Linked DNA regions of Homo sapiens: region 2 is linked to region 1. The links are chromatin loops, found by intact Hi-C in ENCODE. Cell type or tissue: PC-9. All regions are shown on one strand. Links, peaks and the distances in the headings refer to the core of each region. The heading gives the core; the rest is flanking DNA. Region 1 holds the start of LOC105369877 (a long non-coding RNA gene). Region 2 overlaps MGAT4C (MGAT4 family member C).

Region 1 (16,725 bases), core at 6,449-14,448:
GCCTTGCATCACTCCACTCTCCGCTTTAATCCTCAAATCTCCTTCTCTGACTCTGGCTTTCCTTTATCCCTCTTATCAACACGTTTGTCACTACATTGGATCAATTTGTATAATCTCTCCATCTCAAGAGCTTTGACTTAATCATATTTGCAACTTTCCTTTTGCCAAGTAAGGTAACATATTCCCAGGTTCCGGGGATTAAGACATGGACATCTTCGGGGGTCATTATCCAACTACAACAGCTGGGCATTGTACTGATTGCTTAACATTCATTATTTCATTTACCTTCATAAAATCCTTATGATACGGCTCTATTCAACAGAGGACACAAGTTTAGAAGGATAATGAGACTGCATGAGATCACAAGGTGATTAAGTTGAGAGACAGAAATGGAACCTTTATCTGAATGACTCCAGTGCTCTTACTCTTAACCATTATGTTATCTACTCTCTTTAATATTATCAGATTGGTTTGTGATAGTATTATCCAGCTGATAATTTGTGAAATTTCATATTAGTTGTCGTTTAATTTTCAAGTGACATTTCATACTTGTTCTGAATGGTATATATTGTGTCAATTAAATCAAGATGAATGAACTGTTGACTGTAGGTTAGCTTTGTTTTCCTTGAACAACCTTATCTACTTTTTGAAACAACTTCAGTTTCCCAAAACCCGAGTGGCAATGCTAAAATGTCTGTGGGCCCCTTACCGTATGTTCGACTACCCTTCAGCCAATCTTTGCAGTCTGATGACATGAAGCTTTTCTGCAAGAAGAGCTTTTGTTATTCTGTCAATGTCCACTTTTCTCACACTCTTCCTTTCACAGAATGGTGTTAACTCTTAGGCAAAAATTGACTTTCAAGCCTGCTTCTGTATTCTGCCCTGGCAAGTCTGGAGGCAAACAACTGACCCCAGTATTATGTTTCACCTTAATGTAATAGAATGACTCCAGCCAATCTGGGTATATAATGTGGACAGAGGATGGCTAAATATTCTTCTATTAAATACTACTTTTGCTTTTCATATAGCCCATGAAAACTTAATTATGGAACATTCCATCTGTAAATCTGCCCAGGAGTTCTTGGTTATTGTCTAGCAGCCATTTTTTAACATTATTATCTGGTGCAAAAACTCGGTAGCCAAATTTACTTTCAAGGGTTTGTTCTATAAATTGATGAAGATTGCCTCTATTGCTTTACATTATGTTGACTTGTATTCATATTAAAAAATATAATCTCTAGCACAATGGCAGTTTTATCAATGGGAAACATATATAACTATATACTATACTATATATATAGTTAAATAATTATTTAGATGATATCCACTTTTTAAAGACTAGAGTGTCTTTGAGTGTGATATCGATTGGATATATGTCCCCACCCAAATCTCATGTCAAATTTTAATCTTGAATGTTGGAAGTGGAACCTGGTAGGAAGTAATTGGATCTTGGAGGTGATTCTCATTAATAGTTTAGCACCATCCGGTTGGTGCTGTTCTCCTGATAATGAGTGACTTGTCATGAGATCTGGTTGTTTAAAAGTGTGTAGCACCTCTTCCCTCACTCTCTTTGTTGCTCCTTCTCCTGCTGTGTAAGACAAGTGCTCCCTCTTAGGGGAGCTTACAAATTATCTGCCATGATTGTAATTTTCCTGAGGCATCCCCAGGAGCTGAGCAGATGCCAGCATTACGCTCTTTGTACCACCTGTGGAACTGTCAACCAGTTAAGCCTCTTTTCTTTATAAATTACATGGTATTTTTTTATAGCAATGCCAGAACGGTCTAATACAAGGTGCAAGTACCATTAAAGTTTTTGAGCTTCAGAGCTGCATAAAGTTTCTGTTGGATTAAAACTATTTGTGGTTTCATGATACGTTGAATTATTGGGGTTTCATCACTAGGCCCTCTTATCACTTATATATTCACTCTGTTATCGTATGCAGTGTATACACTGGCAAATCTCTTAAGTTTTGTAGATTACTGGGGTCTCACTACAAGACCCTCATTTTATTTATATAATGACCCTATGTTATGGTATATAATCTGTACACTGATGAATTTCCACATTGTGACTCCAGGTCTCATCTCTTATCTCTCAGTTTCATAGTTGGACAGTCCAATTTTCACTTAAAATTAAAGATTATGTATGTTGCATGCAGATTTAAAATTAAACATGCTTCCTGTATATATTTGTTTGTATTGGTTTTTATCATAATAAATAGTAACATTCAATCATTTTGCCATAAACTTGGGAAACAATATTTATATATTTCTCCTCTAAATATATTTAACAAATATGTCTATATTTTTCTTATGTTCCATTAGTCTAAGAGCCTTGTCTTTCAATTTATTTAATTGTTATAAAGTACCAAAGAAATAAATATTGTTACTAATCTATAAATGAGAAGTCTAAGATACAGGAAAATCAAGTAACTTGCCCAAGATCACACAGCTGGTAAATAATGAAGTCAGAATTGTAATCCAGTAATTTAACCTCAAAAATTTGTTTCTTTAATCAACATCCATGCTACATCCAGGAAATTGATCTTGTCAACTCTTGTTTTTCAAATATTTCTCCAATCCTGCTTGCTAACATGCTATCTACACCACTAATATCTCCAGTTTAAAGGACTCCAAAAAGTCTCCTATTTTTTTTCTGTTCTAAGAAAACAGGAAATAATTAATGGACACTTCATTAATATTAAAAAAGAGCTATGTTGCTGTTTATGATGTAGAGGGTCATTGTCAGGCAAACCTAACATCAGGTCCTTTGTCCGCCATCTGTACAATGAATGCAAATATTTAATTAATTTAATTTATTTATTTATTTATTTGAGACAGGGTCTCACTTTGTCACCCAGGCTGGAGTGTGTTGGCATGATCACTGCTTACTGTAGCTTCGACCTCCCAGGCTCAATGTGACCCTCCCAGTGCAGCCTCCTGAGTAGCTGGGATCACAGGTACATGCCACCACACCTGGCTAATTTTTGTATTTGTTTGTAGAGTTGGGGATTCACCATGTTACCCAGGCTGGTTTCCAACTCCTGAGCTCAAGCAATCTGCCCACCTCAGCCTCCCAAAGTACTGGAATTATAGGCATGAGCTGCACCTGGAAGAGATTTATTTTAGATATCATTATTGCATTAGTTTTTAGTTGAGGATTGTTTAGAAAAAAAAAATCTCTCTTAGGTATCCTAGGTGAAGGAACATCTGTTTAAAATAATACAAATCTTAACAATATTGTATCATGGTTTCTTTAAAAAAATAACAATTCTACTTCTAGTAATATAGCCAAAGAATTGAACGCATAGGCTCAAATACATGTCTGTGTACCAACATTCATAACAGCACCATTCACACTAGCCAAAACATGGAAACAATCCAAATGTCCATCTAAGGATAAATAGACAATATGTGGCCTATATAGACAATGAAGTATTATTCAGTCTTACGAATAAATAATTTTTTTATTTACACAAATTTATGGGATATGTGGGAAATTGTGTTACAGGTATATAATGCATAGCAATCAAGTCAGTGTATTTAGGATATTCATAACATGAGCCCCAGTATATTTTTGTTAAGTATATTTACCCTACTCTACTATAAATATTGAATTTATTCCTTCTATCTTGCTGTATGTTTATACCCTTTAACCAGTTCTCTTCATCCTCTTCCCTTCCCTGACTCACCTTTCCCAGTTTCTGTAGTTTCATTGTCTATCTCTATGTGATCAAATATTTTTAATCTCACATATAAGTGAGAACATGTGATATTTGCCAATTTGTGCCGGATTCATTTCACTTAAGATAATGACCTCCCAGTTCTATCCTTGTTGCTGCAAATGACAGGATTCCATTCTTTTCTAATGACTGAATAATAGTCCATGCTGTATATATACCAAATATTCTCTACTCCATCATCTATTGATGAAAACTAATTGGTTCCACATATTTGCTATTGTGGATAGTGCTGCAATAAACATGCAAGTGCAGGTTTCCCTTGGACATATTCATTCTTTTTTGTTCAGACCGATACCCAAGTAATGAGATTACTGGATCAAATGGTAATACTATTTTCAGTTTTTTGGAAAATCTCTATACTGTTTTAATAGTTTGCACCCCCACCAACAATATGTAAGTGTTCCCTTTTTTCCACATCTTCATCAACATCTGTTGTCTTTTTAATAATAATCATTTTGACAGGTATAAGATGGTAGCTTATTGTGCTTTTAACTTAATCAGTAATGATTAGTGATATTGACTGATCATTTTTTATACACCTGTGGCCATTTGTGTTTTCTTCTGAAAAATATCTATTCATGTCCTTTGCCCGCTGTTGTATGGGATTATTTGTAATTAGTTGGTCTTTTCCTGTTCAGTTGTTTGAGTTCCTTTTATATTCTTGACATTAGGCCCCTGTTGGGTGGATAGTTTGCAAATATTTTCTCTCATTCAACAGGTTTTCTCCTCACTGTGTTGTTTCCTCTGCTGTGCAGAAGCTGTTTAGTTTAATATAGCCCCACTTGTCTGTTTTTGTTTTTGTTGCTTGTGCTTTTGAGGTCTTCATAAATGTTTTGCCTAGACAAATGTCCAAAATACTTTTTCCTAGATTTTCTTTTAGTATTTTTTGTATTTTCTTGTCTTATATTTAAATCTTTAATTTGTTGTAAGTTAATTGTTGCATGTGTGGAAGATAGAATTCCAGTTTTATTTGTCTGCATTTGGCTCTCCAATTTTTCCAGCACCATTTATTGAAGAGGGTTCTCTTTCCTCAATGTAAGCTCTTGTCATCTTTGTCGAAGATTAGTTAGTTATAAATACATGACATTTTCTGCTTTTTAAATTGTTTCATTGTTCCATGTGTGTATTTTTACCAATACCATGTCGTTTACTATAGCCTTGTAATGTATTTTGAAGTCAGGTAGTGTGATGTGATGCCTTCAGCTTTGTCCTTTCAGCTCAGGATTGCTTGCACTATTTGCACTTTTCTTTTTCGGTTACATATAAATTTTTAAATTGTTTTTGCTAATTTTGTGAAGAATGATGTTGATATTTTGATGGGGATTGCATTGAATCTAGAAGTAAGTGAAATTCTAACACATGCTGCAACATGGATGAAACCTGAAAAAAATATGGTAAGTAAAATAAGCCAGACAAAAAAGAACAAACATTGTATGATTTTAATTATATGAAATTCCTAGAGTAGTCAAATTCATAGAGACAGAAAATAGAATTGTGGTTGCTAGGGGCTGGAAGGAGAAAGGTATGGGGAGTTCTTTTTTAATGGTACAGAGTTCCACTATGGGCTGGGCTCAGTGGCTCACACCTGTAATCCCAGCACTTTGGGAGGCCGAGGCGGGCGGATCACCTGAGGTCAGGAGTTCGAGACCAGCCTGGCCAACATTTTTTAGTAGAGATGAAACCCTGTCTCTCCTAAAAAAGTGCCAAAAATTAGCTGGGCATGGCGGTGTGCACCTGTAATCCCAGCTACTTGGGAGGCTGAGGCCGGAGAATCTCTTGAACCCAGGGGGCAGATGTTGCAGTGAGCCGCGATCATGCCACTGCACTCCAGCCTGGAGGACAGAGTGAGACTCTGTCTCAAAAGAAAAACAAAACAAAACAAAACATAACAAAACAAAACAAAAACAGAGATCCACTACGGGAGGTGAAAAGTGCTAGAGAAGGATGATGGTGATGCTTGTACAACAGCGTGAATATACTTTATGATACTGACCTGTACAACCAAAATGGTTTAAAATAATAAACTTTATGTTATATATATTTTATCACAATAAAAAACTACAATTCATATGGATACACAAGAAGAATCAAGTAACATTTTCAAGGAGATTGGGAACCAGGGTACCATCAAAAATATCAACAAAATAACTATATTGACTTTTTATGCATTCTTTCCTCCATTAATATAGTCTAAATCTCATAATATCTTCATTTCAATATTCAAGTGCTCACCTATATGCCAAGTCTTCATGAAGTTAGGGTCATTAAGCACAAAGAAGATATTGCCATTTTTGAGGCAGTTTCTCTAAGAAGAAAAATGAGGAGAAAGTGAAAAATACTGGAGATCTCTTCTACACCTGGCAACCAGGAAAAAAAAAAACAAAAAAACCTGAATTGGAGAGTTTATAATTCAGTTAACACTGTAAAACTGTCTTTGTCCTAAGTGCCACAGGACTGGAATATACTAACAATCACATTTTATGACTGTAGTTAAATTGGAATTTTCTTGACTACTGTCAAGAAATGTTAATAGAATTAAGGATCAGGACTACACTTATATAAATGACCAAAAGAAAAAAAAATAAACTTTACTTAAATATTTCTTGGAAATAAGTAGAAATGAGCCCATATCTCAGTATTATAATAAAGACAAATATGTAGATGAGGTAAGACCTATCTAAAGATATTCTAAGTGACATAATGATATAAAACACTTAAGCAGGTTATTTCCAAATAGATATAATTATAACAACTTTGTGCTCTACAATTTTTTGAAGAACTCATAAATATCTGCTGAAGGCCTATGAGGAGCTCACAACAATTAAATAAAATGTCATGAGGTTAGTGAAAACTCCACATAGTGTGAGAATTAAAAGAAAAGAATATATATATATATATATATATATATATATATATATATATATATATATGTAAGTATGAAAGAATATATACAAAAGGCAAATGAGATGTGTATGTGTGTGAGGGTGGGTTGATGGTGTTCGAAAGGGGTACTGTAATATCTCCTCTACTTGTTTTTCAGGCAAAAAAAAAACACCCTTTCTTTTTTATTTTAAATGTATATGCATAATTACTAAGAAGAAAAAAATGTGCCACTTTACTTTCTTTCAGAATAATAATATTTCTTGGTAAAAACTGAAATAAACAATAAAAATGAATTTATTGTTGGCAGAGCCAAAAAATACATGTGTATGTATGTGTGTGTGTATGTGTATATATATATATGTGTATATATATGTATATATGTATATATATATATATGTAGTTAATATCCTTTTGTTTGTTTGAGCAGTAAGCCAATTAAATAACTACAACAAAATATTTTATTAAGGTTGTATCTTCTCTTTACTAATGTTTTTAATGGACCCTTCAAAAATCTATGAGTCCGTAAAAGTATGGTAGATAGTAGGTTTAAAAGGGAAAAAATAAAGGTTTCAATATACATTCACTGAAGTGAAGAAGATGAAGAAAAAAAAATCCTTTATATATCATGTATTTTTCAATGTTTTTAAATCTATATGAGCAAAATTTTGACATAGTAAGTAACTCTTTTGTGATGGGCCAGTTGAATATATTAATACAATGAAGTGTGTAACAAAGAGATGGAGACCTGACAGCCAGAGTCCAAAGTCTGGCTTTCAATTAAGGATGTCTTTAGCTAAAAGACTTTGGGCTAGTTGACTAAAAATTTCATTTTTCACATCTGTAAAATTTGTAGGCTGAATGAGATGGTGAGATCAATAATTTCTAAGGCCATCAGTAGCTGTACAACTCCATAAGTCTGTAAGACTGATGAAAGCATTCTCCTTATGGCTTAAAAGAATTTATAATTCAAGGTTGACATACACAGCTATCTTTCTAAGCATCTTCTCTAATGAGATCCCTTGATACTTCAAATCTAACTTCACCCCAGGAATCTGGGGATGTCGCTATGAGTTTCAATATATTCTAATGCCACCAAAACCTATTTCTGTCCTACTGCCACTATGTTAGTCATATTTTGGTAAGAAAAATTAAATTAGAGTTACTCAGGAATTGCATTGCTTGTTTGCAATTGATACGTCTACATAATTCTATGAATTCCATATTATAAGTGAAAATCTGGTTCTAAGATCTTAACAATACTTCTTCCCAAATCAAGAGAAGTCTAAATTTTTACTTTAAAAATATGTTCATCTTTGCTCTGCATTTATTCAATGGTGTTCCAGTCTAGGCCTACTTACTAGCTTGTACTGACTTCAGATATTTTTATAACGTTCCATTCTCTTTATGGTTTATTTATTCCCCCCTTTATTGAATTACTACAGTCTAGTGCATATAAAAATATTTGAAAGAACAGCTGTGAATTAAAAAGACAGCTCTGAACTATACAGATTTAATAAATCTAAAATTTTATTTAAAATTTATAAATTCTTTGTTTCTTTCTGTCTGTTTTTGCGTCTTGGTAGAATTTTGAAGTGGTGCCACTTGATTCCTTTCTCCTCTTCCTTTGTGTAATTGCTTTACTAGTGATCTGTATAATTTCAGGTGTCTTCATGATGGTGAACATCTACCTTTCACTTCCAAGTTTAAGATACCTTTGAGTGTTGCTTGTAGGTCCCGTCTAGTGGTGATGAATTCCCTCAGCATGGAAATGCAGCCTACCAAAATCTGTGAGATACAGCAAAGCAGTGCTAAGAGAGAACTTTATAGCTTCAATATCTGCATTAAAAAAGTAGAAAGATTACAAATTAACAATCTAATAATACACTTGAAGGGACTAGAAAAGCAAAAACAAACCAAAACTGCAGAAGAAAAGAAATAACAAAGTCAGAGCCGATCTAAATGAAAAAAGACCAAAAAAAAATTACAAAAGATAAAACAAAACTAGATTATTTGAGTAGACAAACAAAACTGATAAACTAACCAATAAGAGACAGGAGACAATAAAAGTAGAATCAAAAGTGAAAAAGGAGATATGAAATATAAAAGATCATTAGAGAATATTATGAATAACTATATACTCACAAACTAAAAAGGCTAAAGGAAATAGATAAATTCCTGGAAACATGCATCTTCCTAAGATTGAACCAAGAAAAAATTTAAAAACCTGAGCAGGCCAATAAACAGCAGCAAGATTGAGTCAGTAATAAAAAAAAAAATCTTTCAACAAAGAAAATCCCAGTGCCAGATGGATTTACAGCCAAATTCTACCAAAGGTATGAAGAACTAATAGCAATCCTTCTGAAACTGTTCAAAAAATTGAGGAAGAGGGAATTTTTTCTAACTCATTCTAGGAGGCCATTATCACCTTGATACCAAAACCAGACAAGGACACAATCACAACAACAAAACTCCAGAACAATATCCCTTATAATCATAGACACAAAATTTTCAGCAAAATACTAGCAAACCAAATACAACAGCATATCAAAAAGATAATACACCACAATAAATTCGGTTTTACACCAGGGATGCAAAGATGATTAAACATATGCTGACCAGTAAATATGATACAGTATATAAACAGAATGAAGGACAAAAACCCTATGATCATCTCAATAGATGCAAATAAAGCACTTGATAAAATTCAACATATTTTCATGATAAAACCCTCATTTAACTAGGCATTGAAGGAACATGCCTCAAAATAATAAATGTCATATATGACAAACCCATAGCCAATATCATACTGAATTAGGAAAAGTTGAAAGCACTTCCCCTAAGAACTGGAGCAAGACAAGAATGCCCGCTTGCACCACACCTATTCAACATAGTACTAGAAGTCCTAGCCAGAGCAACAAGGCAAGAGAAAGAAATAAAAGGTATACAAACTCGAAAAGAGCAAGTCAAGTTATCTTTGCTTATTTAAGATATAATCTTACAGGTGGAAAAACCTAAAAATTCTAGAAAAAGCTCTTAAATTTGATAAATGAATTCAGTAAACTTGAAGGATACAAAAAAGCATACAAAAATCAGTAGTGTTTCTATGGACCAGCAACAATTTAGCTGAGAACCAAATCAAGAAGGTAATCTCATTTACAATAGCTACAAAAATAAATATAAATACCTAAGAATATATTTAACCAAGGAAGTAAAAGATCTTTGGTGAAACACTGATGAAAGAAATTGTAGATGACACAAATAAAAAATATCCCAAGCTCATGGACTGGAAACACAAATATCATTAAAATGACCATACTTTCATTGAATCTGCGGATTCATTGAAATCTATATCAAAATACCAATGTCATTTTTCACAGAATTAGATAAAGCAAACCTAAAATGTATATGAAACCAAAAAGACCCTGAATGGCCAAAGTGATCCAAAGCAAAAGGAAAAAACCTGGAGGTATCACATCGCCTGACTTCAAATTTTATTACAAGGCTTAGAACAACGTGGTACTGGTATAAAAAACAGGCACGTAAATCAATGGAACAGAATAGAGAACCCGGAAATAAAGTCACATACTTATAGCCAACTGGTATTTGACAAAGTAAACAAGAATACACATTGGGGAAAGGACACCCTTTTCAATAAACAGTGGTGGGAAGATTGAATGGCCACATGAAGAAAAATGAAACTGTCACAGGATCCTTGGGGTGTTGTTTCGCCAGCTGGGAACCTCTGTGGCTGGTGACGCTTTTGCCTGAGTTTTGCTCGGGCCTGCTGGGCTCGTTCTGCCTGTTTTGGCCTGGCAGGCTGCGCTTGGCTCGCGCTACTGGCCTGGATGTCACACCTGACATGGGTGAGCCAGGCGTGGAGCAGTGAGGGATGTATGAGGGAGCGAGGTGGGGTCTGGCCACTGCGCACAGCCAGGCATGCCGGCTGGGGGTCGGGGGGTGGGGCAGCTCCAGGTGCCCGCACGGGTGCCGGCTCCCTGTGAGGCTGCGGCTAGACCAGGCTTACTGCAAGCAGCTTCCATGGCTGGCACCAGGGAACGCAGTAGCGCCCAGAAGATTGGAGATGCCAGGAACCGCAGAGCCCCAAAGAGGGTGTCACAGCCCATGCTCGTCAGTGCCCAAAATCCAGAGAGGGCTGAGGCGGCAGGGGCCTGATGTGTCAGCACTGCCCCAAGAGTGGGCACAGCCGACTGGGTTTGTGACAGCACCTGGGCTTGGCCTCAACTTTGCTCTGAGATCGGAGAGGGCGCCGGGAGAGGCCAGGCAGTGAGAGCAGGCACTTCTGAGCCTGCTGGGGCAAGGGGCTGCTTCCCGGGCCCGGAGAGTGCAGAGATGCTTGGGTCCGTAGCCATGGCTTGGGCGGCTGTAGCTGCACCCCAGGAGGCGGGGACCCTGCCTGTCCCTGGCCCCCAAGAGCACAGAAATGCCCGGGTCCGCACACACAGCTGGGTGGCTGCAGCTTCACCTGGGAAGCAGGAGGCTCCTGCCCAGCTAACTCGGAAGGGGGCGGGACTTCCACCTGTTCCTTGCTTCCCTTGGCTCTGTGGAGTGCGCAGCCCCCTCCCCGCCTCCCCCGCTGCAGCCCGCGTCTTCGCAGTGGCAGCTCCAGACGGGCCTCTCCTGCAATCAAAACGGGGCCCTCAAACAACAAAAACAAACAAACACGGCTCCTATCCCCTATCTCTCACCATATACAAAAATAAATTAAAAATATATCAAAGACATAAACATAAGACTTGAAGCTATAAAAATACTAGAAGGAAACCTAGGAAAAACTCATTTGGATATTGGTCTAGGCAAATAATTTATGACTAAGACCTCAAAAGTACACGCAACAAAAATAGACAAACTGAACTTAAACTAAAAAGCTTCTGCACAGCAAAAGAAACAATCAACAGAGAGAGCTGACAACCTGTTGAACGGGAGAAAATATTTGCAGACTATGCATTTGGCAGGGGACTAATATCCAGGATGTAGAAAGAACTCAAATAACCCACCAACAACAACCCCCCACCCCAAAACAAGTAATCCAATTAAAAAGTGGGCAAAATACATTAATAGACACTTCTCAAAAGAAGACATACAAATGACCAATAGGTATATGAAAAAATGCTCAACATCACTAAGCATCTGAAAAATGCAAATTAAAAGCACAATGAGATATAATATGCCTGTCAAAATGGCTATTAGAAAGACAAAAAATACCAGATTTTAGTGAGAATTTAGAGAAAAGGGAACTCTCATATACTGTTGGTGGGAATGTAAATTAGTACAAGCTTTATGGACAACAGTATGGAGATTTCTTGAAGAACTAAAAGTATAACTACAATTTCATACAGCAGTCACACTACTGGGTATCTCCCCAAAAGAAAAAAGATCAATGAATCAAAAAGATATCTGCACTGATAGGCTCATCGCAGCACTATTTATAGTAGCAAAGACATTGAATCAACTTAAGTGTCATCAATAGATGATTGAATAAAGAAAATTTGGCATATATACACAATGGAGTACTATTCAGCCAAAAAAATATGAAATTATGACATTTGCAGCAACATGGACAAAATTGGAGGACATTATCTGAAATGAAATATGTCAGACACAGAAAGACAAATATTGTGTATTCTCAGTCATAAGTGGACATACAAATGTAGAAACATGGACATAGAGAGTATAATGATAGATAATAGTGACTCAGAAGGGTGACAGGATGAGATAGAGTGGGTGAAGAGAAATTACTGAATGGGTATAATGTAAAGTATTTGGGTGATAGATACCCTAAAAGCCTTGAATTGACCTCTTTGTGATGGATGCATGTAACAAAACTGCACTTGTATCCCGTAAATTTACACAAATAAAAATTTAGAATATTTGTTTGGCTCTTCCAATCTAGACCCATATCACTGATCTTTGGTTTCATCTACCAATTTATGGGGTTACAACCCCATAATTACATTTGAAATTACATTTGAAAAAGAAATGTAAGTTACATTTGGAAAAGAAAGCTTTCACCTTTATATAGTAGGGTAAAAATCACTCTTTTAATAGAAAATATATAAAATAAAACCTTTTAAACAAATGACAAAGTTTTTACAGTCAACATTACTATATCTAGGAATAAAGTTGAAAAATATTCCATATGGAAATCCAGTCGGTCAAAAATTTTGGAAGTACAAATAATAAGTAAAATATTTTAGTAAGTGCTAGAAAACATATTAAAATGGCTTATCTTTTCTCTAATTCTGACTGCAGGCAGAAATTACCTTTAAAAGGTTTATCAAATACAAGTGATGTTTAAAATTAGAAAATTAAAAATAAATTCCAATTTCATGCCAAAGTTTTTAATATGCATATTTTGTGTAGTATACTAGAATATCTATATATGAATGTACTCTAAAAATGAATCATATGCCTAAGAGAGTAAGCAAAAGCAGACAGAATGTCTGCTTTCAAGAACCTAGTGGAAGATACAAACATCTTAAAAGTCACAGAAGTAAATCTATTGCAATGATAAATGCAACAAAAGAGAGCTATCAGGATATAAGGTCACTTAAAGAGATTTGATTTAATAAGCTAGGCAAGAATGACTTCTTTGAAAAGGGATAGCTGATCTGGAATGAGTAGAGACACCTAGATAAAAAGAAAGATGGCATGCATAGAAAAGTATTTAGAATAGAAAGCATATGCAAAGAGCCTGTGGCTGAAAGATACAATATGACTATGAGTGACTGATAGATTCAAATGGCTTGACATGTGAGAATAAGGAGTAATATGAAAGGAAGAATGGGTAGAAAGCATTCCAGGTAGAAACAACTGTCTGGATATATGAACATGCTCTGTAACAAAATAAATTATGGAAGAAATGGGACTGAAACTTGTCATTTGCGATGGAGAAGAGAGAAACACAACAGTGAGATGAGAAGGCTAGTGGAAGGTAAGGCTAGAGAGATTGTGGTCAGATCATACAGGACATTGTAAACTATATTAAATTTATGCCTAGTGTTCTAATATTGGAACGCTAAGCATGTGGGAGTTATTTATATCCTACTGCTCAATGTCATAGCCAAGATCTGATTGCAAAAATTCAAAAAATTGCAACCTGAGGCATAAATGGGTTAAAGGGGTTGCCTTTCTCCTTATAAGAACAAGAACTTCTGAAGGATTTTAAACAAGGCATGAATGTGGTGGGGGAGGGATGTTAAGAGTTTCCTTCATTTACATTCTGTAATGTGATTCTTACTTCCCTTCACTGTAATTCTTACTTCCTTACAAGGCAGAGTGAAACCCCAAGGTACAACACACTTCTGGTATGCTCTCAATTAATCATGAACTCCATTACACCTAATCAATTCAAGATGATTCAGAAGGTACTTGAGTGCCTTGATATGCCTCTTGGTCTTGGTTGTGCATATTGAAAATCAATAGAGTACGATAGATACACGGGTTGCAAAATATTGGTCTGAATCAGTCATGACATTATTATATATCTTAAAAGTTACTTTTCTCAGGAAATTGCTTCTAATAGCTTGCTGATGTTTTTTTACTAATTCAAATGAGGAACAGAAATATTTGACATTTCAGCCTTCTAGGTAAACTTTCGTTTATGTTAACTGACCAGTAAGAAAATTGGTCTGGTATATTTTATTTAAGGTTTCAAGCTCTCCCTTGACTAAGGTTTCCTTGAAACTGAAGTATGAGTCATATTCATGTTTGCATCATAGCAATTAATTCAATGTCTGGCATTATATAAGGTCTTCAATTTTTGTCTATTGAATGAATAGAAGTGAAGTTGATGCAATTTGGGTTTTTAAATATGTTCTGCTGCAGAGGTTCACCAATTCTTAAAATGTCAAATCAATTCAATACATGTTTAATGAGCTACTACTCTGTACAAGGTAGTGCTAGACAAGTATTTATAACTGCCACACAAATGTTTTAAGATGCTGCTTCTCTCAGACACAGTTTTACTTTATCATGTGCTCCATTGTTCCTCATGGTTCTGTTTAATACTTATGAGTAGCTATATATGATGTTTAATGAACAAAACCTTCATTTGAGTAGCTATATATGCTGTTTAATGAACAAACCTTTCTCTTCAATGGAAAAAAAAGGTATATAGCTTTGTTTCTGTTTCAAAGATATTTTTATTATATAAAAATATAATGGGATATGGGAAAAATTTGTCCCTTGAGCAATTACCAATTAGCAAGTACTAAATAATGATCTAAATAATTTATATAATATATTTCTCTTTTTAATAACTTTAAGAAGCCTTTGAGAAAGATCACAAGTTAGACAACATTGTTCAGGGAAGGTAAATAACTTGCTCCTTGTCATGGTGCATAAAATATACAGTCAATAATTGAACAGAAGAATCTCTGACTTACACTCTATGCTCTGATCCAATTCTAATAGTGGAGCTATTCTAGAGAAAGTAAGTGCAGATAATAACTAACTCTGCTTCATTTCCTATGGAAACACACCTTACTATGAAAATAATTTGATTTGGAGGTTTCTTTCTATTAGGAAATTGGCACATTGTAAATTATTCAATGTTAACTTTGATAAATTTAAAAATAAAAGGTAGTAGGCTTCTGGCTATTTCTGCCTATCAGGGTATGGCTGTGCCTGCATCATATTCTAATTTTAAAAGGCCCTAAGTAACCACATAGCTATTAAACAGGGTACATTGAGAAACGAGTTTAGAATTAAGACAGTACTTTAAGGGACAGATGTGCTTACTTTCAGTGGGAGCAAGGGGTTGAAACAATAAAAGGTGGGTGGGAGCCAGCTGTGGACAACAAGCGTTTTTACAAGGGCATGTTTCTCTTTTGTCTCTGTGTTTTTAATTCTCTTACCACCTAATTCTCTGCAAACATATTAATAAGTATTTGATATAAATTTTTATTTGATACTCCAACTTGTCCTTCCATTTTTTGAGCAGATTTAATTTTAATATACCCTAATGCAATAAAGCCTATTTATCTGTTAATTATGTGTCTATGTAGTAAAATAATGCTAATGAATAGTAAAATGCCTACATTAAAATTGGTTAGCTTCCTCTCACCACATTCAACAAATTTTTTTCTTGAATTACAGGTGTTACAATTGTAACAATGTTGTTCAAAAAAAGGAAAAAACAAAATAAGACTTTTCATATCTAGTGTTGTATGCTTTATGACATGGGGCTATTATGTTACTAGTCAGGGTGCTGAGTTATGAAAACTATTGAAATGATCTTATTATAGATATTTACTAATATACATTTACTGAGAATGAAGCTTAAATTGATGTCTATAGAGTGTTTTGCCCCCTCATATTAAACTTTTACACACTATTAAAGTTAAAATATTTTATATTCTCTGAACTCACAAATGCTAGCTGGCCATTTTAGTTGGAGGAATGTAATAAATAATGAGACAACGTTGGTAAATTCATTCTCAAATGCAGTGTTTGTTATTATTCCTTTATGAAATTAGAGCTATATGCAGCATTTTACTTTTCCACATGTGTATATTAAATAGAATATTCAAGAAATGACACCATCCTTTTATTTTTCTTGTAGTTTCTTAAAGTTTTAACATTTTTACATTTAGAATTTTTTTTACATTTTGTAATCAGGTTGTATTTCTTAATAATATTATTTTAGTATAGTAGAAAACAGTTACGTGTCTTATTATCAATGTTCACATCACATACACACTATCTTATTTTTGACCTTAACCCAGATACATGTGCAGACTGATGTCCAAGTATCATCAGACTTTTTTCCAAAGGACATTCTGAAAATAAATTACTGAAAGGTCTTGAAGTTTAGTATCTCTACTTTTCCAAAAGAAACACCACTAAAAAATCACAAAAAAATTTTATAAATTCTACTAATTATTACTTTCTAATGATTTCTCCCCACTGTAAGAGAATATATGTATATATATTTTCTTCTGTCCTTATGTATAAAATATACTTTGGAGTAATAAAACTGATATTCATATATGAACTATTATATCCTGTATTTATCTGAATGTTCCTGAGTGTATAAATGTAATTATTTAAAACTAAAATATAAATTCTGTCCTAATAA
Region 2 (16,725 bases), core at 5,818-13,817, 300 kb after region 1:
TTATTTATCCCAAACAGAGGATATATCTTTTATTACTTTTTGGCATGCTTTGAAATGATTTCATTATTGCATATGTGCATGTGTGTATCTACATATGGTTAATCTCTCAATCTGTGTGTATGTATATATACATATGTGTATGTACATATGTGTATATATGTATACATACTTGAATATTATGTGAATATGTGTGTATATTTGTGTATATATATACATATATACATGTATGTATTTGTATATGTGTTGTGTAAGTGTGTCTGTGTGTATGAGAGAAAGACAGAAGGATATGCACCATTTGCATTATTTTTTAGCCTTTACACCTCCACTTATTCTTGGATTTTCCTGACACACTGTCCTCCTGGTTGTGTTCCTCTTCTGAACTTGCTTTTGCTTTCATGTTCTCACTCAAATCTTTTATACATGACATCCTTTGAAAATCACAGCACATTAGAGATCTTTGTGCATCCTTTTAGATACTTTAAATTTATTAAAAGTGTACTAGAGGAGGCCATCTCTCTCAAAACAGAATTTTTCTTTTAGAGTTTCAGGTTTATGGTTTTTATTTGAATTCTTTAACATTAAAAGATCAAAATATGAGTTGCATAGCATTCTCTTTCTAAGCTATAAAAATATTAAGATAACAAGGTTGCACTTTCCCAAAGTTCTAGTCCCTTCCACCTCATTAATCTGTTCATCACATTTACTCCAAGTCCAGGGTAGAATTTGCTTCAATAATCCCAATATTTTCTGAGATGTTTAATATCCTATTTTTAACATTGAAATTGAAATGTATGTTTGAGACCATTTGCCAGATAACTGGATCTGAATATCTTTTCTGAAAAACATGGATTTGAGACCAAAGCAGTTTTTGATTTGACTGTTGTTTCAGCTTTCATTTCACTCTGTCTAGACGGTCTCTTAGAAGATTTACCAAAAAGTTAAATTGATTATGTGAGAAAGTGATAGGTAAATTGTATATGACCATAGAAGTACAATTAAATTAAGAATATAGCATGATCAAATTTTCACATTATATTGGATTAAAAAGTACCCTAAGTAGCCATCTCCTTAAAGTAGGTGAGCCAAAGACATAATAATAAAATATTCAATATTTTTCTATAAAATACAAATTTCCATGAGGCACACATACATTAAATTTAATATAAAGAGAATCATTACTTTATTTAAGAGTTGTTTAAAGGTGCACAACAACAGTGAGTTACCAATATTCAGAACCTTAGTCTATAATTTCAATGTACTGTAAGTTACTACAGCTTTAACCACAATAGCTGGCATAACCTAAATCATTCTGCCCAAATACAGGTAATTATAGTTTTGATGTATAAAAATTACCAAAATAAATGCATATATAAAGCAATAGAGGCTGAGAGTGTTCATAATTGAAAGCTAACTATTGCAAAAATATTTTAAATATTTAATTTATAGTGCACTCGAAGTTCTGGAAGAGACGTAGGATTTGTCTCTTCCACCCTTTCCCTCACTTTACCGTTTATTATGAAGGTACCAAAAGTATGGCACAGAGATATGTGGCAGTTCCACATATCTCAATCAACAAAGCTCTAACTCTATTAGAAACTAGACATTTAAAAAGTACTTTTTTTGTAACTTCATCTGAGTCAGGTTTCTCATTGAATAATAATCTGTCAGTTTTGTCTATAGTATGTTCCAATTGGAAAATGTTTAAGGTAGTACATGCCTCTTTTCTCCATAAAATACCCCACATTTGTTTAACTATTTGACATAGTCCTATTTTTTCCATCTTTAATAATTGATAAAATTTTCCCTACTTTTAAACATATGTATGTATTTTCTGCCACACTTAAACTTTGTTATTCCACGTTGTAACTTACTTCATCAATGAGTGAAAGTATAGTTCCAAAAAGTTAGAATAATTATCTCAGATCCTTTATCATAATTGTCCAATTATCTCAGATCCTTTATCATAATTGTCCATCCTTTAATGTAATCCGGTTTTCAATACAAGTAACACTTGCATTCTTACAACTGTGCATTTTTGGTCACTAAAGGACCATGTGACGATATCAGTAGTTGTCAGGAGTTATTCACTACCCTTAGAAAATAAACTCGGTAATGTAAACTATATCCCACACTTTAACAATTAATACTGTTGAATGACATTGAAGGATTGTATCTTTTTTTAATAAAGAAGCAATATATTAAAAATAATTAAAACTCCTAAAGTCTTTTTTTTTGTTTTAGAAATCAGTCTCAATTTTCAAAAGGGCATTTGATATCTGCTAATAAAATGAACAAATAGTTTTTCTTTAAATGAAAATATCTATAAGCTTAGCTGTGTGTAGAAGTACATAATAAATAAGTTGTCCATTTTGAATAAAAATTAAAATCCTATTAATGCAGTTGTAACTTCTCTTCTTAACATTTCTTAAGCTCTAAAACAAACATAATTAGACACATTTTCTGTTGCATGTGGCATCTTTACCCACCATAATTTGGTAATCAGTCATATCAAAATCACTTACAAGAACCAACTATTTTTGGAAAAACATTTAGAAAATTTGTCACAAATTGTCAAGAAGATTTTCAAGACATATATATGAATTGTCTGTAATGTAATGGTTGGGGATATTTTCATTAAATCCATAAACCAATGTATGTATGCTGCCCTCTAACTTTCTGCTGAGTTACTGTAGTCAATGGTAAATATAGTCAAAGTAGAAAAGACACATTCACCCTGAATATTCCCAACAACCTATCTCTCATTCAATTCTGACTATTGACAAAGTACTCCTTTCAATTATTGTGGTAAGGAGGCCTTTCTGAGCATCCAGATGTGTAAAAATAACAACAGGGGAAATGTTACAAACATGAGGTAAAAGGATGCAGAGGAAAAGTTGTACTTCATGATTTTGCCTCAAGCAAGTTCTTCTTTCCTGTCAGCATTGCAAATTACCATAGCTCGACTTGCTTGTATTCAAGCAAATCAAAACTTGACTCCCTGAGAGGGTCAAAAGACAATTTTGGTACGTATCTAGTGTTTTTACTTACTAGAACAAACAGGTCAAGTTTATTCTTAATGAAGTTAAAATTTCAAATTAAACCTGAAGCTCTAGTGTTTTCCATTTTACTAAGTGGATAAACACTTTTCTGCCATGGGATGAACTACAATGAGATGTTTGAATTGATTTGGGCAATTGATTTGGGCAATGATGAGTCATGTGTTTGCTACAAAAGTGATACAAAATATAAGTGTCCTTCAAGTTAAAGCAATCTAAACCGATCATCTTTGAAAAGTTAACAACATATTTTGTAATATTTGTTTCCTAGCAAATTTTTCAGTTGTCCAAACCAAGGTAATGTAGATAAAGCTACATATTTTCACTCAGCGTACCACCAAATAACTGGGTGCCCAATAGTGTTGATCTGATGCACTACTAAAATTAGTTACCATAAAAATTATTTTCTTTTATAAGAAGAAAGTGAAATTTGTTTAATTATTTTGATATCTTTTATCCTTATGAATATATATATCAATGTTAATTTTTTATGAATAATTAAATTTATTATAAATGCACTAATTTTTCAACATTCTTCTGATTTTCATCAGTAAATTGAATAACCATTGTTGCAATGAAATTTACATATTGCTCTCATAATATGAAATTTTACAAGGTATAATTTCACTTAACACAAACAATAGTCCTCATACCACTTTTTCATTTTAACTTTAATCTCATTATTTATGTGATTAAGTTTGCAATTTTAGCCACTCATGTGTTAGGAGCAATAGAGATTGACATTATGTAGGTAGGAAAATACATTTTTAGTAACTTAAGAAACAAGTTGTACATACTATATCAACATTTCACATTAGTGAATTTATTATCTTGCTGTATAAACTTTAATAAAAACAATTATTTTTATTTAAATTATTTAAGGTTCCTCTATTTGACTTCAAAGCAAAATAATATCTGAATTGTACAAGCACTGTGAATTTGTAATAGTCTAATCACAGTCTAATCACTAAATTCAATTAGTACTTTACTAAATTTCTTACAGTATGCTCAGGACAAATAATTTATTGAAATGAGTATACTCAGGATGGAGTTATTTTCATGCAAACTTAAAAATTACAAGACATGTTTAGAAGAATTATAGCTGGATAACACTAAACATTCACAAGTTTTAAGTTAGCATAAGGGGATTTATAAGTAATGTGCCTACGTTCATAATCAATTTAACAGTTTTCACTAACTTGACCCAATAATTTAGGGTGTATTTCCAGACCACAAGATAAAACTAAATTTTGTCCATTTTTACCAGATGATTCAAAATTTACCATTTGATTCATTTCTTAATAAAACTGCCTGTCAATCTACTAGACTAAATAAGAATATAAATAATTCAATATTATTTATATAAACAAAATCAATGGAAAATGACAATTTTATCTAATTTAATCAATGCCTGTGACTTAGCAAAGATATTCAGTTCAATTTAACAATCTTTATGAATTAATATTTCCTTAGGAATTATGTAGCTAAATTATATTAATAATCCATATTTATTGAAGGGTAAAGGCCACAGAGTGAGACTAAATTATCTAGGTCCAGAGAAAAGGCATCTAGGGCAATAAGGAAACGAAACAAATATAACAAATAACTTCTAATTTACAGATCACTTAATGTAAGCTCAGCCAAGAACAATGCTTACTACATAAATATGTTCCAAGCAACTATGAGACACTGTGTGAAGATTTCATGTGCATTTCACTGTCTATTTAATAGATTAAACAACCATATAAGGTAAGAGGTATTAAAAAAGCTAAAGAGCATATGAAAAATAGGGTTTTACTAACTTGTCCAAGGTCACATAACTAATAAATGAAAGAGAGAGCATTGGATTTCAGGTTTGTGTAATTCAAAATCTATGCCCCTTATCACTATTATACATTGCCTCCTAACTATAATAATAATTTATTGAAAACCCATTTGTCTAAGATGGGATTTTCTGGATGATATGACTATATTAAAATAACATTAAATAGTTGAAAAATGAATTTAAATAATTAGTTTCTTCATGTAAAACATTTTTTTCTCATTTTTTAAACTTGAACATCTAAAACACTTGCTTCTGTAATTCCACTGAACCACAACCTAATTTCTGTTATTCCAAAAAGAAAATAAAAACTCATGGGCTCTGGGTACACTAAAAGACTCCAAAAATTATAACTTTGTATTAATCATATAATAGTCTTTCATAACACCAGCCCCAAACATACCAAACTGGTAGTTAGACAGTATGTATGCAACATTTTTTGTGTGATTAACTATGTTTCTAAATTTCAGCTATTATTTCGGATGTTGGAAAACATCAGTAAACCCCAAAGTTGTGTTTATTGGCCTATAGCTTACATGAACTGAGTGTTTAATATGTATTTGGTACTCTCCTAATCGGTACTTCCATTACCTATGAAAGTAATGATTATAACAAGTCATCATGCAAAAGAATCATCTTTTCAATATATTGAAAATGTGTGTTTCAGACTACTGAATTCTTCCCTGTAAATCTAGGATAGATCTAGGAATTGGCACTTTCAATGTATTTTAGTTAACACTGATGCAGATTGTCCATTCACTCCTTTTAGAAACACTACATTACATCCTTACAAGTCTATGAAGTATTAAAACAGAAATGACTATTATTATTGCTACTTCAGTGATGAAGAATCTCAAAGTTTGAGTTAAGTGATGTATCAAAACTCTGACCTTGTTAGTGAAATATTAAGCCCAGTTCATCTCAACATTATTAACCTCTGCTCACACTTGTCTAAATTACTAGTTTTTAAGTCTGGCTGTTCATTAACATCTCTGGGGAAGAATTTCACCCATTCCTGAGCTCCATGCTCAGAGTTATCATAATTGTTCTGGAGTTTCCAGGCATCAGCATACTTTTAAAATTCTTCCTAAGTGATCCTAATGTGCAGACAGATTTGACAACCACGGAGCAACTAAGACTGTACCACAGTAAAATTCCAAAACTTCCCATTTATCCAGTTTGAAAGATTATAGATTAGAAAACATGATGACAAGCGTAGATTATTCTGTGTTGTTTCCTGCCCTTTTTAGGTATTTCAATACTATTATTGTTGTACTGAAAAATAAAAGTTCCAGTCAATTTTTATGGTTTTGCTGGGTTTATAGAGAACACTCTGCATGCCTTCCTATTGAATCTGGGACTCTCGTTTTTGGAGAACTACGTAAGTGATCTGTTTTCCTGAGTCTTGACATATGCACCTTATTAATTAGAGACTATAAATCCACTTTTTAACACATAAAATCTAATGATGACATCTTTGTAGATATTGAAATTCAAGAATATAAACAGCATTGCCTTCAACCCACTGCTGTTTGTAAACTGAGCTGCCTTCCTCTTTCCACAAAATTAACTAAACATATTCAAGAAAGAAGGAGAAAAACTATCAGTTTTCCACAGTGGACTTTTTTTCATAAATCCTTCAAATGTCAGCATGTATGCCTTGTCTCATTTAGTCATAGCCCATATGATCCAAATCTCCAATTTATTTGTTTTTCTTTTTCCAAGAACTGGGTACTTTAAAAATTTGTCAAATTTTTAAATTTCAGATAGCTGAAACAGAACAAGTCATATTGACTTGCTCTAAGTGTTTAAAAGGTTTGAGGTTATTGATATAGGCCTCAATATATTTCCACAAATGAAATAATGTATTTACATAGAGATCTAAAAAGTGTACGAAACTTGAGATAGCTATTTGAGTCAAGAAAAACAAGGACTGTGAATAGTGTAAATTATGTAAATATACACAGATAATTCACACACACATATTCACACATAGTTCCAAGGATTCCCCTATATCAATTCCAACTCAAAATTTCTCAGTCATTTCTGGCTAAAGAGAAACATGTCCATTTAATTAAAATCACTTTTAAAAAATCTGATCATCTATTCTTTATGAGATCAATGAATACATTATTTTAATGCTCTGTCTTATTTAAAATATTTTTCTACATAGTGTTGCTAGCTAAAATGAGGCTTTTTTAAATAAATGGATACACCTCAAAATAATAATTTGAGATCAGTTTCATCTTGGACTTATATGATTTTCAGATTTTATCTGCATAAAATTAGATTTTCTGGAAAACTAATTTGTATTACTTATTTTCTCTGTATAAACCTTGCTGAAAATGAAAACTAATAAGCTTGAATTTATGGGTTTTATGTATTTTAAAACGTAATGTATAGAGATTTCTTATAATTATTTGACAGCTTCAAGATAACCAGTTTTTTCTTTAAACATTCCACTGATTAATACAAAAAGTAACATTTTTTTCATGAGATGAAATGAAACTTGTTCTTAGGCAAACATCACTTAATTAAAGCAATTTATAGTGAATACACTCAATTAACTGATTATGAACCTGCAACACCAAAAGATTTACCAGATTTGTTCACAATTTTACTGCTAGCTGATATCAAATAAGAAAAAGACAAATCAATGTTATATCTTCAGGAACTAATAACTTTTTTCATCCTGCAAGTTTGTGAATTCAAAAAAACTATTTTCAAATAACTAAGAATTTTTTTATTATTATACTTTAAGTTTTAGGGTACATGTGCACAACTTGCAGGTTTGTTACATATGTATACCTGTGCCATGTTGGTGTGCTGCACCCATTAACTCGTCATTTAACATTAGGTATATCTCCTAATGCTATCCCTCCCCCCTCCCCTGACCCCACAACAGGCCCAGTGTGTGATGTTCCCCTTCCTGTGTCTATGTGTTCTCAATGTTCAGTTCCCACCTATGAGAACATGCAGTGTTTGGTTTTTTTGTCGTTGCAATAGTTTGCTGAGAATGATGGTTTCCAGCTTCATCCATGTCCCTACAAAGGACATGAACTCATCATTTTTTATGGCTGCATAGTATTCCATGGTGTATATGTGCCACATTTTCTTAATCCAGTCTATCATTGTTGGACATTTGGATTGGTTCCAAGTCTTTGCTATTGTGAATAGTGCCGCAATAAACATACGTGTGCATGTGTCTTTATAGAAGCATGATTTATAATCCTTTGGGTATATACCCAGTAATGGGATGGCTGGGTCAAATGGTATTTCTAAAAGAACTAAGAATTTTTAAAAAGATTTTGGTTATGTAATTAGAGTGCACAATAGAATAAAACAGCCAGGTTTTATATTTTCACTGGCAAATGATAAAGAGACAACTTTGATTAAATACTCATAATTTTTATAAAACCTCCAAAGTTTCAAAGTAGGTAGATGATGGGTAATAATTAAATAGAGTGACAGTGTTATATGCCAGGTTAAAAAAAAAAGAGACATGCGGCTTCATCCACAAGCTTAGCAAAATATGAGAAAGTAAGAAACTGTGGCCAAATCAGATAAACATAAATGAGAATAAGTTGTAGAAACTGACCTTCAAGTTAATAATTAAATCAGATGGTATCATTTTCCTCCATCTGGTTATTATTGTTTAGATTTTTAATAGTACAAAAATAAATGTTTTATGAATTATTTTGGATGCAATTACAGTAAATAACCATAATATAAAATGTCTCATAATAGGAAAATAATGCCTGACACTTTTAATTACTTAACATACCTTTTTATACATTTTTTAATGTCATTTATTTGGCAGCTATTTAAGGAGTGCCCTCTGTATCCTGGGCCATCTCTTTCTATCCAGAGTCCTACAAGTCACCTTGTATCATTATTAGGATATAGTATAAAAATTTGTCCACTTTTAAATGGAGAAATAATACAGATAAGTAAAAAAATGATGTAATAATTTGAGTTCTGTACATGACTCAGAGACTTGGACAGAATTGACAATTCTAAGTTTTTAAGTTAAACCAAAGCTGAAATTTCTAATCATTTAGAAGCTAGGAAAAGTTCTGTTTCAAATTCAATTGATCACTTCATGAACAGTTTGTTCATAATTACTTCTTCTCTGCCTTTCAGCGTAGTCTTGTTCAATTGTTCAGAGTGTCCTTTTTTTTTTTTTTTTTTTTTTTTGAGACAGAGTCTCACTCTTTTGCCCAGGCCGGACTGCAGTGGCACTATCTCCGCTCACTGCAAGTTCCACCTCCTGGGGTCACGCCATTCTCCTGCCTCAGCCTCCCGAGTAGCTGGGAGTACAGGCGCCCGCCACCACGCCCGGCTAATTTTTTGTATTTTTAGTAGAGACGGGGTTTCACCTTGTTAGCCAGGATGCTCTCGATCTCCTGACCTCGTGATCCTCCCGCCTCGGCCTCACAAAGTGCTGGGATTACATGCGTGAGCCACCGCGCCGGGCCCAGAGTGTCCTTATTCCCAAGTTCGTGATTTTCATAATAGTAAGAGAACAAAAAACAAATCTTACAAGCAATAAATTTTATAAATAGTCTTCTCTTAAGATGCAGAACACCAACATGGCACATGTATACATATGTAACAAACCTGCACGTTATGCACATGTACCCTAAAACTTAAAGTATAATAAAAATAAACAAATAAATAAATATTCAACACCTCACTCTAATTGGAAAGGAAATGTGCCTACAGAAGTTAAAGCACATTCTATGAGTTTTAATCTTAGGTGCCAAGAAGGATCCATGACCTCCACATTTGACAGAGAATAGAAAGACTCCACGGTTTTCATCATAATCCAAGGGAGGTCAGTAATAGTTTATTTGCATTTCTCGAGGGCTCTCTGGGGCCTCACTATCTTACATAAAAGTGAGTTTAATCATAGGACTTTCAGACATTAGCCCACAGATGGGACATATATTTTGGGATGGAGAACTTTTAATAAATCACATTACCTAGGTGGCCTCTCATTCTACTTCTCCATATGGCAGACTCTGTAGGAAAAAAAAATGCTTCCTATAATGTTTCTTCTTTACCACAGAACTGTCAGAGGAAACAGCCGAGAAAAACTTAAAACTAAGCTACAATATTTGGCAAAAATAATGGTAGTTTTCAGAGGAGAAGCAATTTTTCTGGCGTATATGTAGGATAAGAGTATCTTACCTTCCTTAAATAATGTTATCTTTACCAGTAAACATGATGTATTTGCCTTAACCTAGTCAATTTCCTTTACCTGAATTCCCTTAAGTTTAAAATCATAATTTTTCAAGATAAGGTTCTAGTCTTAGGAATGTTGCTTAAGAACCTGAAATAGAATGATACTATTATTTCATCCTGGTATTAAAATCTCTAAAATTTTCTACAAAACTAACATTCTATGTGTTCTGTGGCCAATGTGATAATAAATCCTTGCATAACAACAGAGAAAAATATCCTATACATTTGTCTTACATTTTTGCAAAATAAAGAAAATATTTTGGAATTAAACTAATTTCAAAATCCAAGAATTTCTATGAAAGAATTTTTTAGCAGTAACCACAGATGAAAAGAATATCATTTAGTATCTCTTCATAGTGTCTTTATAACATAATCTAATCATTGGTGTTTTATAATCTTTCATAATTTTTCATATATTTGATAAATCCTGATGTTGGGTTTATTTCTGTTGAAACACCAGTAATTGTTTTATGTCACTTTGACTTTTTTCTATAGTTTTGTTTTCTGCTTGTTTATCTAAATTATCATCATAGTTGTAATCTGAGAACTAGGCAAACATAGGTACTTTTGACTATCACTTTGGGGTGATACTATTTACCCAATATGATTTTTTCCCATTTTACTCTTGAAGTATCCTGTTGCTTACTCTTTTGTGTATGCATACATTTGAAACATATGACCTCCCAAGCATTCTACTTTCTCTTATTTTACTTATTGTGTTGGCTTTACTGTTTATGTATGATTTAACATAAATAATTATTTTGTTTTCTCTCTCCCATCACCCACCCCATTTACACGTTACAACAAGACTTCATCAGCCCTGGGGTCATGATTTGAATTATATTATCTGTGCCATTAAACAACCTTGAGCCTCAATAATATCTGTTCAGATTTTTTCAATGGCTATTGTTCATTGATAATTACATTCTGGGGACATGCCAGAATGAAATCTCATGGTTTCTCAGCCACAAAGATTTGTTAAGAATCAAATTCAAAGGTATTTGACTTGGTATTTATGATTCATGGCAAACCCAAGCATAATCTTTAGCAGATCTTTAAGCTTCCTGAGCTTATAAGCAAACTCTGTGTGTGTCTGTGTGTATGTGTGTGTGTTCCTATGTGGGTAAATTTTTCTTGATAGCATCTCTGTGCTTTCATCATTATCAAAAAGTTTCAGGACCCCAAAATGGTTAAGAAACACTGACTATGTGCTAGTTACATTTCAAGAATATATTTCTACATAAAAATGTTGTATTTATTCTAAAGGCAAAAGCCATGGAACAATGTGTACTTTTAAAATATTTATGAGGAATTAAAAATTCAATTATTATAATTTTTCCATTTTAAAATTTTAGGATGTGATTTTGTAATAGCCTCCAAAAAACATTTAAAGCACCCAAGTAATTAAACTAGTAAAAGTTCCTTATAAACCAGAAAGCAAAACTATTTTCCAAATGGGCAATAAAAATATTACTTTTGCATGTAAATAGTTGTTTAAGTGAATTTATTGTTTATATTAATTAAATTCTTTTGGACAATTTGCCACTTAAAAAGATCAGTGTTTGAACTCTAGGAAATACTTGTTTATGTAATTTTTTTTGCAAGTAGGTAAGAAAAGTATATTTCATTATCAAATAGCTACCCTGCAATACTAACATAAACAGCTATTTACCCATTTAGACTTAACTATTCAGTCAATTACACAACAGTCTTACCATGTTATTTAATGAGTGGAACAAAAATAAAGGTCTTTATAACAGATAAAATATTTCATTTATATAATGAAATAAAATATCTTGGGATTAATAAAAATAATGATTTTTTTCATCCTATGTAAAATGTAGTTGATAGCACTGATATATTAATAATGTTATGGGTGAAGTTTACAGTTCATTACAAGTTGAATGTACTTAAACAATCTACATCCTTCACTCCTTCATTCAATCATTTAATTCAGCCATTCCTTATTTGACAAATGTGATTTGTCAAATCACATTACTAAATGTATTATACATTTAGTAATAACCATACATATCATGTTGAATTGTTGTGAGGATAAAAAAGTAAACAATGTTCAATTATTGTTAATATTTTATTTTATAATTAATTATAAAATTTTATATAATTATATAATTATATAATTAATTATATAATTTTACTTCATTGGATGTTGTAAATTGCTCTGGTTTAGCCTTTAGACATTTGAATCAAAATGGTCAAATTAGTCTCTAAATTCAGACATTGACTTTGTTCTGCAGATCTCAAAACGAAAGATATGTTGGGATATTTAGACCAGAATGCATGTGAAAATACTACATGAATGAATGTATTTGACACTGATCTTGAGATGACAATCTACAGTCCTACAATAATTATTCTAACTCCATGTTCTCTTTCGTGCACACTAGCTAGAGCACATCTCACCCACTGACATTGGAATCTATCCTTTCGTAAGTTATTTTTAACGTCTTAGGATGACTTTTATAAATTGAAGATTTAAGAGTTTCTAAGGGGACTGTAGGTATATTCTACTGTTGTGTTTACCACATGTTCCATTCAGATACACAAAAGAAATGAATAAAACTGGACATAGCACACAGTCTCACTGCTTTGATGGGCAATGATTTTTGACAATGGGTAATTAACTCTTACATCATTAAGTTCCATCGTCACAGAATAACCTTAGAATCCTAATAAAATCCCACGGCTTCAAATTGTATTTAATAGCTGCCAATCCAAGCCTCCTGACTATGCTAATCTATTATTTAGAATAAATGAAAAGTGTGTATCAATTTGCCTATTATAATACAAAGTGGGAACTCTCATGCCAACAAGGTTAGGCCAGAAAAATTCAAATAAATTGGAGATGTGTTTTGATACATTTTCTTCCGTTGCTCTTATTGTATCTGACATGGAAATTTCCTTAGGGTGAAGTTTATATAGTGACAAGCATATACAATATTCTTGAGGTATTAGGCCACAGTCAGAAAAAGAGAATATAGGAGGAATTATGTGGTAGAGGATGATAAAAGATTAGAAGTTGAAACTATACCATATATAATTTTATATATATACATAATTATCTTGATTATAACCTAAATTGTAAAATCTCAATATTATTAGTACCATCCCCAGACACATTCCCTTTGTTTCTTAAATTTTTACTCTCCAAAAATGGGAATCACAGAAACAGAAGATGCTTAAATGTTCATGTTAGGCATTTTTTTCTGAGCTCATAAAAGATTATTTGATCATTTAATGTGTTTTTCTCTCCAATAAGACTGTAAAAAGTTCAGTGTTTCGAGGCTGCTAAACAATGCCCATAGAGTTGACAGTCTCAAGAATGACTGGAAAATGATGGAGTTGGATGCTATAGGTCATACTTTATAAATCTGACTGAAGGAGAATTAGAATACTAATGAGAGTCAACAACAATTTTCTTACCTGCTCCCAATTTGTAATTCTTGCCCTGGTGGCACATATATTACAAGGAGAATATTGTTTTCAAATTTATAGTCAGAAAGTCATTTAGGTGACTGACTTTGTTTTTTAAATAGTAAGTTGACTGTCTTGTTTAAAAATGCATAGTGCCCTGGAAAGTTATGTGAATACAATGATTTATTTTAAGTAAAGGGTAGTTTTATAAAATAAAGTGCCAAACATCATATAAATAAATATTTACAGGCTCAGTATCAATCAAATCAGTGGTAAGAGTGAATTTTTTCAATGTATGACTTTCATATCAAATTTTTTTTTGGTGATTCAGCTTAATAGGAGTTTATGGTATGGGCCCATTCACGTTATATCCAAATAAACAAAAATTATCTAGAGTTGTTCATGCCATCATTTCCTTCAGCACAGTCTTCAAAGTAGTTTTCTCATTACCCACTTTGAAAGATATTTCCAAGGAGAGGATAATGCAACCCATTCTATATGTGAATAATGGGTGGGACACAGGCCAATAATCATGATCCAAATTAGTCTGAAAATCAAAGGAGTAAGGGGAGAAAAAAAGAATGAAGGATTAATTGATTTGCTGAGAGCATGTCACATGCTAATTGTTGTTTTACATTTTTCATCTATGTCTCTCATGTGATTCAGACCACAAATCTGTGTGATAAGTATTGTTATCCTTATTCTACCAATGACGACACAGTAGTGAAGTCATAATTCAGACTTGAAATTCTGTCTTCTCTCAATTTTCATCCCAAAATTAGATATCCTCGATGCCAGTTCGGATTCTCTTATTCAATGAGAAAATCACTTCCTTTTCGGCCCTTGTCATCTTTGTCTGTATAACAAGGGGATAAGACAAAGACGTTTGATGAAAATTTCTTCAAGTTGTATCATGTTTTTATTCTTAGTGGGTAGTCCTTTGTAAGTCTGCATACGGCTGGCTGGTGACACAATGTGGGCACCATAGACCGAAAAATAAAATTACTGAAAAGGCGAAGTATACTTTCCAAAAATTAGACTCTAATCAATGTAGTCCGTGCAACAATTTTCTTTAATACCGAATTGCATTTTATATAGCTATTTGCACAGATCTTCACAATAAAACCATAAGAAAAGGAGAATAGGATATTATCTTCACAGTTCTACAGAGGAGTAAAAAAACTGACCTTGATCTAAATAAGTTTAGAGGTGGATTTTAATCCTTTAATAAGCAAAAGACATATAATAAAATTGATAAATGACAATATCAATACTTTATCTAAAAGTAATTTCATAAAGAAACAAAGCCAAAATTGATTCAGTTAACATAAAAAAGAGTTAACCCAGAAGAAAACAATGAATATTGATCTCGATTTCAGCAAGCAGAAAATAAAAAAAAAAAAAAAGCAGAAAAAAGTGAGAAATTGTTAAGGTGAGTGAAAGATGAGCGGCGGTTGCTCTGAGAAACTACAACACAACTTATTTATTCAAGTGGCTGGGTCAGATTTAAAGATGTGATTTCAATAACTTTTTTGAATAGAGTGTTGTACCTTTGTCTAAAGTAGTAAAATTCATTTGAATTAAAGCTGAATATGGGTTTTCCTCCTCAAATCCAATTCAATTCCAAGGTTTGAAATTGCAGGGGCTCCTGAGAAGAAATGGCAAAAATAAAAAAGAGAAAGAGAGAGAAAGGGGAAGAGAAAAGGAAAAAAGAAAAATCTATAACTTGAAGCCCTGTAAAGCAAAGATTTACCAAACTTTAGATTTTATACCCCCTCTTTTTTCAGCATATCCAAATAAATTTACATGATCTTATGAGTGTAAATCTTCTAGTCTTCATGAGATTTTTCCAGCTTTTCTGCCTTTTAGATTGACATTTCTAGTTGCTTAAGGTTTCTTCTTCAAAGCAATGGGTATAAAACATGTGATTATTATTAAACAGTTATGGAAAATACCATCTTTATTCCACCACTTTATCAGGTAGAACTTGAAGGTAAAATAAAGTTTGGATGCTGAGTCTACATGTATTGTATTGTATTGTATTGTATTGTATTGTATTGTATTGTATTGTATTGTATTGTATTGTATAGTGGTTACCAGAGATTTAATAACATAGCAGAAGTAACTGAATCGCCTCCTCTGCCCTATGCACTTGTATTTTTTTTATTTCAAAAATGCCAGGAAGATAAGTGTATGCAAAAATATAAAGTTTGTAAAATTTTATACAACTTAATCTATTTGATCATTAGTTAAGTAAGCTTAACTAAATTAAAAATGTATTTTATTGCTACTTTTTTTAACTCTCTAAAGAATACATTTATGTTTTTGAAGGAGCTTTAATTTAGTAACAGTTAATCTTTTTATTAATTTTAGTAAAAATAATCATACCCTTTTAATAATAAAAATTAAACTTTAAGTCTTTAAAATTGCTAGTTGTAAGTGAATTTGTCAAAGATTAATTCATAGTTGCCAACACTTACTGAACAGGTAGATAAAATTAACTTTGTTTATTTAACAAATAACTTGGTGCTTTCTAGTTAGTTTAAAAATATCAATAATTGTTTCCTCACATGTATTTATGTCCTTCCTTCACAGCATATAGTCAACCATAGAGACTCAATGTAAAGTATTATGATAATTTATATGTCTGAGAAAATAAGAAGATTGATTCATTGAAAAGTTAAATGAATTTGAGATACAGGTATTTCTGACTGCCTAGTTACACTGTATGAAATACTTTAAAAACTGGCCAGGCGTGGTGGCTCATGCCTGTAATCCCGGTACTTTGAGAGGCCAAGAACTCCTGAAATCAGGAGCTCAAGACCAGCCTGACCAACAAGGTGAAACTCCATCTCTACTAAAAATACAAAACATTATCTGAGTGTGGTAGAGCACGCCTGTGGTCCTAGCTACTCAGGCGGCCGAGGCAGGATAATCACTTGAATCTGGGAGTCGGAGGTTTTGGTAAGCAGAGATTATGCCACTGCACTCCAGCCTGGACAACAGAGCAAGACTCTGTCTCAAAACAAAAACAAGCAAACAAACACACACACACACACACACACACACACACAAAAACACTTAGAAAAACTGTAAACAATTCAGTCTTGTATTTGGAAGAATGGTGACTTGTAAATTTTGCTGTACATTAATGACAAGTCTCTC

Evidence for each region. Hi-C counts contacts between places; a loop is a spot of excess contacts. Peaks named below come from ENCODE experiments on the same cell type or tissue, not always from the same donor. Only the 100,000 strongest peaks of a DNase experiment are listed, where the experiment ranks them.
Region 2: a loop joins it to region 1, with 3.0 times the contacts of the local background. A loop is called at or near these places in 3 of 110 quality-filtered maps.

Annotation. Positions count from the first base shown.
Region 1 is chr12:86,258,962-86,275,686 of GRCh38, reverse strand. LOC105369877 (a long non-coding RNA gene) reads right to left here and starts at 13,674. Exons shown (of 3, transcript XR_001749240.2): 1 at 8,339-13,674; 2 at 5,976-6,048; 3 at 3,423-5,123. It also overlaps a transcript of MGAT4C not described here. RefSeq lists an enhancer at 10,709-11,392. In PC-9, for the core only: no CTCF peak of the experiment used is centred there; a DNase peak (open chromatin) is centred at 10,376; H3K4me3 peaks cover 1,749 bases; H3K27ac peaks cover 1,445 bases.
Region 2 is chr12:85,957,947-85,974,671 of GRCh38, reverse strand. MGAT4C (MGAT4 family member C) reads left to right here. Exons shown (of 5, transcript NM_001351288.2): 5 at 1-16,725. Among named protein-coding and RNA genes, the nearest start is that of NTS, 92 kb to the right of the region's middle. In PC-9, for the core only: no CTCF peak of the experiment used is centred there; no DNase peak of the experiment used is centred there.